Linked DNA regions of Homo sapiens: region 1 is linked to region 2. A link is an interaction called in ENCODE POLR2A ChIA-PET data of the cell type or tissue named here. Cell type or tissue: OCI-LY7. All regions are shown on one strand. Links, peaks and the distances in the headings refer to the core of each region. The heading gives the core; the rest is flanking DNA. Region 1 holds the start of LOC105374262 (a long non-coding RNA gene). Region 2 has its middle 32 kb from the start of TPRG1.

Evidence for each region. ChIA-PET counts read pairs that join two places held together with the same protein. Peaks named below come from ENCODE experiments on the same cell type or tissue, not always from the same donor. Only the 100,000 strongest peaks of a DNase experiment are listed, where the experiment ranks them.
Region 1: POLR2A ChIA-PET joins it to region 2 with 10 read pairs; 2 of 35 experiments call an interaction of 5 or more read pairs at or near these places.

Annotation. Positions count from the first base shown.
Region 1 is chr3:187,534,716-187,540,104 of GRCh38, forward strand. LOC105374262 (a long non-coding RNA gene) reads right to left here and starts at 1,229. Exons shown (of 6, transcript XR_007096211.1): 1 at 1,123-1,229; 2 at 571-657. In OCI-LY7, for the core only: no CTCF peak of the experiment used is centred there; no DNase peak of the experiment used is centred there.
Region 2 is chr3:189,136,893-189,142,281 of GRCh38, forward strand. It overlaps a transcript of TPRG1 not described here. Among named protein-coding and RNA genes, the nearest start is that of TPRG1, 32 kb to the right of the region's middle. RefSeq lists an enhancer at 416-917. In OCI-LY7, for the core only: no CTCF peak of the experiment used is centred there; no DNase peak of the experiment used is centred there.

The DNA.
Region 1 (5,389 bases), core at 91-5,090, 1.6 Mb before region 2:
TTCCAAAGAAATTAACTTCCCCTAATGGGGAATAAAAGAGGAGGAAAATAGTCTTTTAGTCAAATGGCCATTTATTCACCAAACCATAAGGACTCTTTGCTACCTAGAAACTGTATACTTGGTCTTAATAAAATGGATCTTAATAATAATAATACTTATTCTCCTATAGCAATTTACTTTGCAGATTGCCTTTGGAGCGAAATCTCATTTGATTTTTGCAAAAAAAAAAATTATTGGACTGAGATTCCCAATTTCCTATTGAAGATGAGAAAACTGAGGCTCAAAGAAAATTAAGAGATGTCTAACTCCAGACATCTGCTTAGATATTGTTAGCCCTAAAATCAGAACCAGCTTATGACTGCCCCATACAACTCATTTTATTTCTTTAGCTCAGAAGAATGGAAAGGAAAATAGTATGTTGAGTTTTTAAAGATGTTAGGACTTTTATTTCTAGCATAAGGCATAAAACAAAGGCTTATTTCAACTCCAGAAGATGGTACTAACACCTGGGAGGAGTTATTTATTGAGAAGACATTTCTTTATATTCATAGCCTAAGCCCCACTACTTACGTTCCCATGCAATGAGAGTTTGATGACAAGACATTGATTTAAGGAAGTGTGATGTGACTCCTCCACCCTGTGTCACTCCTTGTCCACCTGAAAAGTACCATAATAAATCGTATCAAAAGAAACCTTTTCTTTTGTGGTGCTTAAAGAAAAGGAGAGGAAACTGAATGTATCAGGCTTGGTGCTCAGTAAGACAGAAATAACTCTTGACTTAGTCAATTTTCTCTAAGGCGTATAGCAATCTATGGTTGCCCAGCTGAGGGCCAAGATTTTAAATAAAATTCTCACATTTGGACTGCCCACCAGTCTGAATATGTATCTATGTCTACACCCAGAAGACTTGTAAACTCAGGATTTTATAAAGGCAAAAGATAATTTGATCAAGATTGACCAAACTAAGTCAAAGAAATACAAAACTATTTCCTTTTTCTCTATGGTTGACCGAAATGTAAATCTGAATACAAAGAGGTTCTGGCATTCATTTCTGATTGCCTCATCACCAAGAAATGGGTAATAGTGTGGCTAAGAGAAGTTAGTTTGTCCCGATGCTGCTACCTCTAGAATAATTCATGCTGTAATAATCCTTTTGGTGTTCCCTGGACTGTCCTCTGCCACACATGGGGCAATAAAATGATCAAGTTCTGGCTGGGCGCGGTGGCTCACGCCTGTAATCCCAGCACTTTGGGAGGCCGAGGCGGGTGGATCACGAGGTCAGAAGATCGAGACCATCCTGGCGAACATGGTGAAACCCCGTCTCTACTAAAATATAAAAAAAATTAGCCGGGCGTGGTGGTGGGTGCCTGTAGTCCCAGCTATTCAGGAGGCTGAGGCAGGAGAATGGTGTGAACCCGGGAGGTGGAGGTTCAGTGAGCTGAGATTGCGCCACTGCACTCCAGCCTGGGCGACAGAGCGAGACTCCGTCTCAAAAGAAAAAAAAAAAAAAAGATCAAGTTCTTCATAACAGGGAGGTTCGTTTCAGTTAGCAGAAATAGTCCTAAGTTTTGCTTATAGATTTGTTCAAGTGTTTTGTTTAGGAAGCTTTGATTCCGTCTAATATTTTAAAATAAAATCCATGACAATAATTAGTTTTTATGTGGGAATGACGTCACAATGGTGGTTTCTGAGAACAATGGCTCAGTGCCCCTGTGTCCTGACAGCATCCATGCCTGTGTGCTGGGCCCTATGCCCATGAGCTCTGCCCAGTTGCTGCTTGAAGAGAAAGGGGTTGTACCCCTCATAATTTTAGCAGAAAAAAAATTTTTTTGATTATGCTTGAGCTGAATATCTTTTCTTCATTTGGCAGCACTGTGTTCTATAATACACAGCTTCTGCGTCACCAGGAAATCCTCCGTGGTTACGGCAGTTTGGGGCATGTGCAGTCTCATGTGGCCCATAGTGTCACAGTACCTCATTTAACCTGCACAGTTCCCATTTCCGCAGAGATAAAAATTGAACCCGAGAGGTATCAATGACAGGGATATGTTCTGGGAAATGTGTCATTAGGTCAGCAGTCCCCAACCTTTGTGGCACCAGGTACCGATTTCATGGAAGACAATTTTTCCATGGATGAGTGGTCTGGGTGGTGCGGGTGGTGGGGGGATGGTTTCGGGATGAAACTGTTCCATCTCAGGTCATCAGGCGTTAAATTCTCGTAAGGAGCCGCAACCTAGATCCTTCATGTGTGCAGTTCACAATAGGGGTAGGCGTTGAGCTCCTGTGATTATCTAATGCCGCCCCGATCTGACAGGAGGCAGAGCTCAGGTGGTAATGCTCGCTCACCTGCTGCTCCCCTCCTGGTGTACAGCCTGGTTCCTAACAGGCCACAGACCCATACCTGTCCGTGGCCCGGGGGTTGGGGACCCCTGCATTAGGCGAGTGCATTGTTGTGCAAATATTATGATGTCCTTACACAAACCTAGATGGTATAGCCTACCACATACCGAGGCTCTATGGTACAGCTTATTGCTCCTACAAACCTACAACCCTGTACAGCATGTTACTGTGCTGAATACTGCAGGCAATTGTAGCCCAATCGAAAGTATTTGTGTATCTAAACACATCTAAACATAGAAAAGGTATAGTAAAAATACAATATAAAAGATAAAAACTGCTGCACCTGTACAGGGCGCTTACTATGTATGGAGCTTGCAGGACTGGAAGTTGCTCTGGGCGAGTCAGTGAGTGAATGGTGAGTGAATGTGAAGGTCTAGGCCATTGCTGCACACTACTGTAGACTTTATAAACACTGCACACTTAGGCTACATTACATTTATTTAAAATTTTTAATTTCTTCAATAATAAATTAACTTTAGCTTATTGTAAATTTTTAACTTTCTAAAGCTTTTAACTTTTATTAACTTTTTAACTCTTCTAAAAACAGTTTAAAACACAGCCACATTGAAGAGCTGCATGAAAATATTTTTATGTCCTTTTTATATGAGCTTCTTTCTATTTATTATTTTCTATTTTTGTTTAACTCTTTAAATTTTTTTTGTTAGAAGCTAAGGCACAGATACACATATTAGCCTAGTCCTACACAGGGTCAGGATCATCAGTGTCTATCTTCCACCTCCACATCTTGTCCCGCTGGAAGGTCTTCAGGAGCAACAGCAGGCATGGAGTTGCCATCTCCGTCCATAACAACCCTTCCTCAAATACCTCCGGCAGGACCTGCCTGGGTCTCTTTTACAGTGAAATTTTAAAAAGTATATAAGTAGAAGGAGACACACTCTAAAATAATGATAAAAATATGGTATAGTAACTATATGAACCAATAACATAATTGTTTATTATCATGATTGAGTACCATGTACTGTACATAATTGTATGTGCTATACTTTTATATGACTGGCAGTGCAGTAAGTTTGTTTACACCAGTATCACCACAAACATGTGAGTAATGAGTTGTGCTATGACATTACAACAGCTGTGACTTCACTGGGTGATAGAAATTTTCAGCTTCATTAAAATCTTATGAGACCGACATTGTACTGTGGTCTGTTGTTGACTGAAACATTATTATGCGACACATGCTTGTATTTATAAAATGAAAATAACATTTGTCCCAGAGAGTTATTATACAAATGATACAATGAATGGAATAAAAGAGTATAAATTGTAACACACCATACATGTAAGAGAGCGTTCTAATATTTCAATGGTATTACTACAACTACCACTAATATTACTATTATCACCGCTATCCCAACCAGGGTTTTGGATGATGTATTTTTTCTACTTATGTGTAAGCAAATAACAAAAACAGAGGTTAACTATAAAGGGATAAGTGGTTTTTAGAGGAGAAATAGAGCTAGAAGGTAGACTTCTTTGAATATATTTTATTTGTAGACTTGATCTTGGAGAGGTACAAATATATTGTACAATTTTAAAATATAATTTAAACAAAATAACTATATCTATAAATCGGAAACAACAAAGTAAATAAATCTACTCTGTATCTACCGATGACATAAATGTATAGAGAGAAACTATTACAGGAAACGTTAAAACACATAAATTTGAATGTGCATCTCTAAAGAGGATATAATCTAAGAAAAAAAGTAATTGTAAAAAATGTTTCAGGCCGACTCTGGGCCCACTGCCTACGAGTTAGCCCTGGTCTGCAAGGAGCAGGGGGAAAAATGTTTCTAACTGCTTCCAGTAATCATATTGGTGATGGTATTTTGATTCTAACAGTGCTTTGTTTGTAATGTGAGATGAAGCAAATGAGTAATTATGTGAAATCTAATACTATCATCCCTTGTGCCCTTGAGAAGTAAAATTTTCTTTAGGGAGAAAGGAGATATAGATGTAAGTTTGAGAAGTTAAGCAAAATATCAGTAGTACTAAATCATAACTGGAATTATTGCAATGAATTCGTGAGATATTTTATTTTTTGAAGAACCATATTTTTTTGAAGAACCATCTTTTTTGAAGATCCACTAAAAAAGCCTACAAACAATGACCAAACCAGTAATAATAACCATCTCTATTTCTCAGATGTTATTTTTATATCCAGGGCAGAAAATACAAACATAAGCCTGGTATAGCTTGCCATACTAGATAACAAGGAAGATATCAAAACCTACTAAGATTGTTTCAAGTGACTTACATGCCAGTGTCAATAGACCCCCATTGACCACAAATTGGGCAATCTGAGCATCAGTAAGGATACTAACTGCAATGGATTAAAACATATAAAATATGCTTAAATTCATGCATTCATAGTACTATGAAAAAGGAAAATAGTTTTTTACTATCAGAGAATGCTAGGGACTGCATTCATTATTTTGAAAATGGATCAAGGGAAAGATTCAAACATTTATTTTGCCTTTACTAAATAAACTGTATCACTAGGTAACCAAGAAAAAGAAGAAAGTTCCATTTTATGCAACTTTCCAGCTAATAGTTGAAGAAGAAATTATAGAATATTACCATTTTGCAACTGCAAATGAATTAACTGATAATCAGCGTTGCTCACATCACAGAATGAAGGACAAACAGAATTATGTGTCTCCTGATAGAATGCAATTCCACCTATGACGTAGTCTTGCCCCAAGGAGAAAGGGGAGGAGGAAGAGGGATCCAAATCTGATAAAGGGTCTAGATCCAACTGCCAATTTATACAAATACAGAGGACAAAATAATATGTTAAACTATGTCACAGGAATTTGACCAGCAAAATCCAGGCTATGCAAAACTGTATAGAAAAAGCAACTTGCTTTCTTCAACAAATAAGTGGCAAGAACACAAAAAGAGAAATAGTGAATAAAGCTATAAAGTTAAAAAGTTAAAAAAGACTTGAAAGACATATAAATCAACA
Region 2 (5,389 bases), core at 70-5,069:
TTCAGTCACTCAATGATCTTTACTGAGGGCTACAACATACCAGGTGCTAGGATAGGTGTATGGAGACAATTTTTAAAAAAATGGACATGACCCCTGTCCTTATGGAATTTGAAAGTCTGGAAAGACAGAGTTCATATTTTTCTTATTTTAGAGACAAACTAAGGTGGAATGATTTGTCCCAGCAAGGTGGTAGAGCTAGGACTCAAACCTGGGCTTCCCATTCTGAATCCAAGACTGTGATTTTGCCACGCCTGCTTTGCAATCATTGGGAAATCCCTGTGTATCTTCCAGGAGTTAACTGAAAGAAAATAATGTCAATGAAAACATCAAAGTGGCAAATAAAGAAGCCCAAAGTATCAACATTAAGAAAGCAACAAAATAAACAGCTTCTGAAAACCCCAAAATGTGTGTGTGTGTGTGTGTGTGTGTGTGTGTGTGTGTGTGTGTGTGTGTGTGTTTGGGTGAAGTGAGCTCTCAAACCAAAACAAGTAACAGCAGCAATAGCCACTTGAAAACAGAACAAAACAAAAAAACAAAAACAACAAAAAAAGAATTTTTCCCTCAAATCTGGAATGCAGCAGGGTGTCCTTAAGTTGTACAGAGCAGTGTTTGATGTGAGCATCCAGGCCCTGCTGTGAACAGAGCTCTACATTCCACACAGCCCTTATTGACTGGCTTTGCTGGACTCAAATGTGAGCAGGCTACAGCTTTGCCTCTGGCCATTAGAAGGATAATCTTTCTTGGGGGTCCCAGTAGGGTGCCAAGTGGGAATGCAGTGAGCGGGAGAGAGAGGCAGGAGGCCTATTTTGATAGGGAAGTTCCGCATGTCTACAACACTTTATGCCTGCTTCTCTCACGTGAGCATCCTTCCCCCTTCTCGTGTCTCTGTATGTAGCCAGTATAGGCCTTGGTTGGTGGATGGGTAGAAAGAAAAATGTGATCTTCCTTTTCCTGCGCTATGATGAGATCTTCTAAAGGTGAATCAAATGGACAATTCCATTTGTCTCTGTGCCTCTCTATTTTTAAGCTGGAAGATGTAGCCTTAGGGTACCTAATTCCATAGATAATAGACAAAAATAGAAAGGAAAAAAGAGAGCTGCCTTAGACGTCCATTAAAGCCTTGAATAAGACATAGTGCCTGCCTCAAGAGGAGGGACACATATGTGTAAACCATAGTTCCATTATCACATAATAATGGGCATGTACAAGTTTTGTGAAAGCCCAGGGGAGGAAGTGACAATACTTCTGGGTGGGTGTGTTAGAGCTGGGTCCTGCAAGTAGGAGTTTACTCAATACAAAAGTGTAATTGGAGTTCAGGAGAGAAGAGACAAGGGAAAAAATGTCATGTAAGCAAAGGCTTGGAGGTGTGAAAGAGCATGGTGTTTTCAGGGAGTATTTGAGGAGACACTGGTTGTTTTTCTGGTAACAACACATTTTGTGTAATGAGATAAAGTCAATGATTGCTTGGGTTTTATGGCAGGGCTAGCTACATTAACAACCAACCAACAAATACCAGCGGATTAAGAGAGCAGACTTTCATTTCTCACCCACTTCCCAGCACAATACAGGTTGGCAAGGGAGTTATGCTCCAGGCAGTCATTCAGAGACCCAGGTTCCTTCCATCTTCTGGTTTTCTCCTCCCCTTAGTTCCTCAGGTCTTTGCCACTCAGCTGGAGGTTGGAGAAAGAGAATGAGGATCAGGCACGCATAGGAAGTTTAAAGGTGATGTCTGGAAGTTGTGTACATCACTCCTGTCCATATGTATGCCTTTGGCTAGAACTTAGCCACCCAGCCACACTCAACTGCAAGGGGTCCAGGGAATTAGAGGCTAAGGGGAGAACACATTGTTAAGCAGATCGGTGTCTATCACAGCTTTGTGTCTGGAGAACAGGAGGATGGAGAGCATGAGGGCTTTATGCATATAAGATAGAACTTGATGAAAGTGTTCTAGCTTCCCTAGGGGACAAGCATGTAATAAAGGGGTCAGGGAGGGCTCTAGGTGAAAGGTGCCCTGTGGCCACACTCCTTGGGGAAAAGAAGATGAATGATTCTATCTGAAAGGTGTTTGTACTCAGACAGAAAAAAAATCTGCTCCAGCCATGAGAAAATGGACAAAAAATCACTGTAGCTCAGCTCTTAAAATGGGAGCAAAAGAAACCCAGCCAAGTAGACAACTTACAGCCCCAACATTTAGAAAGCACCATGTGGTTTACTGTATGCTCACACACAAGGTTCTCAGCTGATCCTCACAAAGGAGGAGGACCTGGTTGAAAATTATCCCTGTTTTAGAAGTGGAAAAATGTATGCTCAGAGATGTTAAATAAGTTGCCAAGGGTTGCACAGTAAGTAAGAGATGCATCTGCCACTGAAACCCACACTGTGCTCTTTGCAGTTTCACAGACCCTCCTCTGTGTAGCGGAGATACTGACCACACTTTGGGGAGCTGACCCGGATCCAGCCCTGGACTGGGGGCCAGGATCCTAGGGAAGCTCTCCTCCATCACCCAGCCCTCTGTTTGCCTGACTTCTGGAATCAGTGAACCAGCTCCTCATCCAGAGAGCACGTACATGTTAGCTGTCAAACAGTGCGTGCCGCATCTGACAACCCTAATATCACTGTTTGTATTATCAGACAATTACCAGCCGAGCTCGTATTCATAATTTGACTAACAACTCGCGACAATGATTATTTTTCCTTTTCTGGCAAAACAAATATAGCAGCGTTTTCTTTTCAGCATCAGCGCTGATGCTCCTTGGCATTCTATCAGCTGAAGGATTTTTTTTTTTTTTTCAAAAAAAAATGTTAGTCGTACTCCCCCACATCTCGCTAACTTTACAGTCCCCCATGGCATCTGTGTGCAGTGAACTGAGCTGTTGAGACTAAATGTAATTTGCAATCAAGCTTCTGTTAACATGGAAATGTACCGGCTGGTCTGCTGCAATATGGGTTCTCATTCTGTCTAGCATATGGTTGCATTAAATCCAGTCTCCAGAATGTCTCTTGTTACCACATTGTCAATCCGTGCAGAGCAGAGAACCCTAAAAAACCACTAAAGGAACATATTTTTGGAATTGGCTCTTCTATTGGATCTTGACAAGAGCTGTCCAAAGACATACTTGGTTACTTGAAATGAACTAGCCCTGTCAGATCTATGCACACACACACAGAGACACACAATAAACTTGAAAACTGGCTTGATGCTCTGTAGTCGTAAGCATAGGAATCATGCTGGAGGACAAAGGAAAGAAGGTGAAGGACTCAGCTTCACCAGATACACTTGAGACTCCTTTATAGGTTTTCTCTTGGTATCTCAATATTTAAGGCCCAGAAAATTAGAGTTGGACAGGACATAAGCAGTCTTTGTGGCTAAAAGCGTAGGCTCCTGAAGTGGATGGACTTAAGCTTGAATCCTGACCCCAGCCCTCCCTAGCTTGGTGACTTTGGGCACATTCCGAAGCTTTGTGTGCCTCAGTTACTTCATCTGTAAAATGGAGTGGACGAAGTGTACCCTCACAACTTACAGCATTATAGGGGATTAAATCCCTACACACGGGACTTATGTCAACAAATCATTGCTATTACTTAGTATTAATTACCTCTTCCTCACCAACCCTATTCCCAAATCTGATGCTTAAATACCTCCTACAATGTTACCACTATTATTCTCCTTCTCTTGTCTTGCACCCCGCTGGTGTCCAGAAGGCCAGTCTCTTCTAAGGCAGCCCGTTCTTTTCCGTACAATTCTGTTAAATGGTTTTTTCTTATATTAAACACAAATCTTACCTGCACCTTGAGCCTTTCCTTTGGGTCATATAGAAAAGCCTAATTCGGTGGCAGTCCTTCAGGTATTTCAAGAGGGTAATCATGCACTCTGTAAGTATTCTGCAGTTTCATTTGGTACCTTTCATTTCTCCTTTGAATTATGCAGTTTTGCATCCCCTTCCTAGGCAGACACCTCCTCTCGAACTTGCCTGGGTATGTCCGCGCCAATCTTGATTTCTGCAGCCCAAGCTGAGTGCCGTGTTTGCAGCTGCTGTATCACCAGCCTGCAAACCAGGTCCTACCTGGTGATGAGTAAGGATTTGCCTGATTACTTTAACACAGCTCAAAAGTGGACCTATTTGCACACAAGTACATCAAGCTTTATAAAATAGACTCTCCTTGAAGAATTAACAAATAGCAGTTTTCAGCAAATCATACTTTAAATTCAATGCAGGAAAAAGAGCTGCATGCCTACAGGTCTCTGTATCATGTTGCAGAAAAAATCCTTTTTTCAAGGAAGTAATTTCCATCCTTATACATCTCTTCTGTAAATCTAAAGTTCTGTAAGTTGTATGGAATGTGCTTTAAGTAAGAAACACACACAGACGGTGCACTGTATCTCACCGAAGAGATAGGATGCAATATCCTCCAACATTTAAAGGGCACTTTGGGAGGTCAGGGGAAAATGGAGGGGAAGACATTCTAGCCATTCATTCATTCATTCATTCATTCATTTGTTTAAAACCTATTTGTGTGCCAGACACTGTGTTAGGCACCAGGCATGTTTCTAACAAGCTGCTCTTGCCACCAAGAAGCCGGAAGACAGGTTAAAGCCAATTAAGATATGCCAAGTGCAGGATGCTGTGGGGCCATCTCACCTAGTCTTGAGTAGCTCAAAATCCAGGGATGGGGATAGATATGAAGGAAAATAATTACATTACTATGGAATAAGTGTTATATTTAAAGACTGTACAAACTGCTCTGAGCACTTTGAGAAGAGAATTTGTTCATCAAATATTTTATTGAGCACCCAGTATTACTGGATCTACAATGAAGAGCAAAACATAGTCCTTGAAATTTACCAACGTTACAGTCTCAAGTATTTGTGTGTGTAGTCTTAAATCAAGTTCATACACTATATTTTTTATTGATTGATTACTTTAAAAAGCTGTGACAAGTGTAATGAAGGAAGAGAACAGGATTCTAGTAGAAAATTAGATGGGGCCCTGACTGGAGAAGTCAATGGGATATGAAGGATTTCTCCTCCAAGTGGTATTTAAGTGGAGACCTGAGAGATAAATTGCAATAAGGATGACAAAGATGGAGACAAGCACCTGTTCAAAGACCTGAAAGAGGGACCAAGTTTAAGGAGTCTGAGGAACTGGGGGAAACAGGGTGACAGAAAGGGGGTGGTCAGGAATGTCTTTGCTGAGCAGGTGGCTCCACTAAGGAAGACTTAGAATGTGCAGAGGAAAGACAGGTCATTTCGGGCAGGACGGGCAGCACGTACAGAGGACGCGTCCAGGTCTGGGAGAAGCTCCTTCCATCTTCGTGGTGATGCGAGGTGGTGGTGAGATGTTCAGGGAATGTGCAGAAATGGAGAGGAAAGCTGGGCCAGGTCATAAAT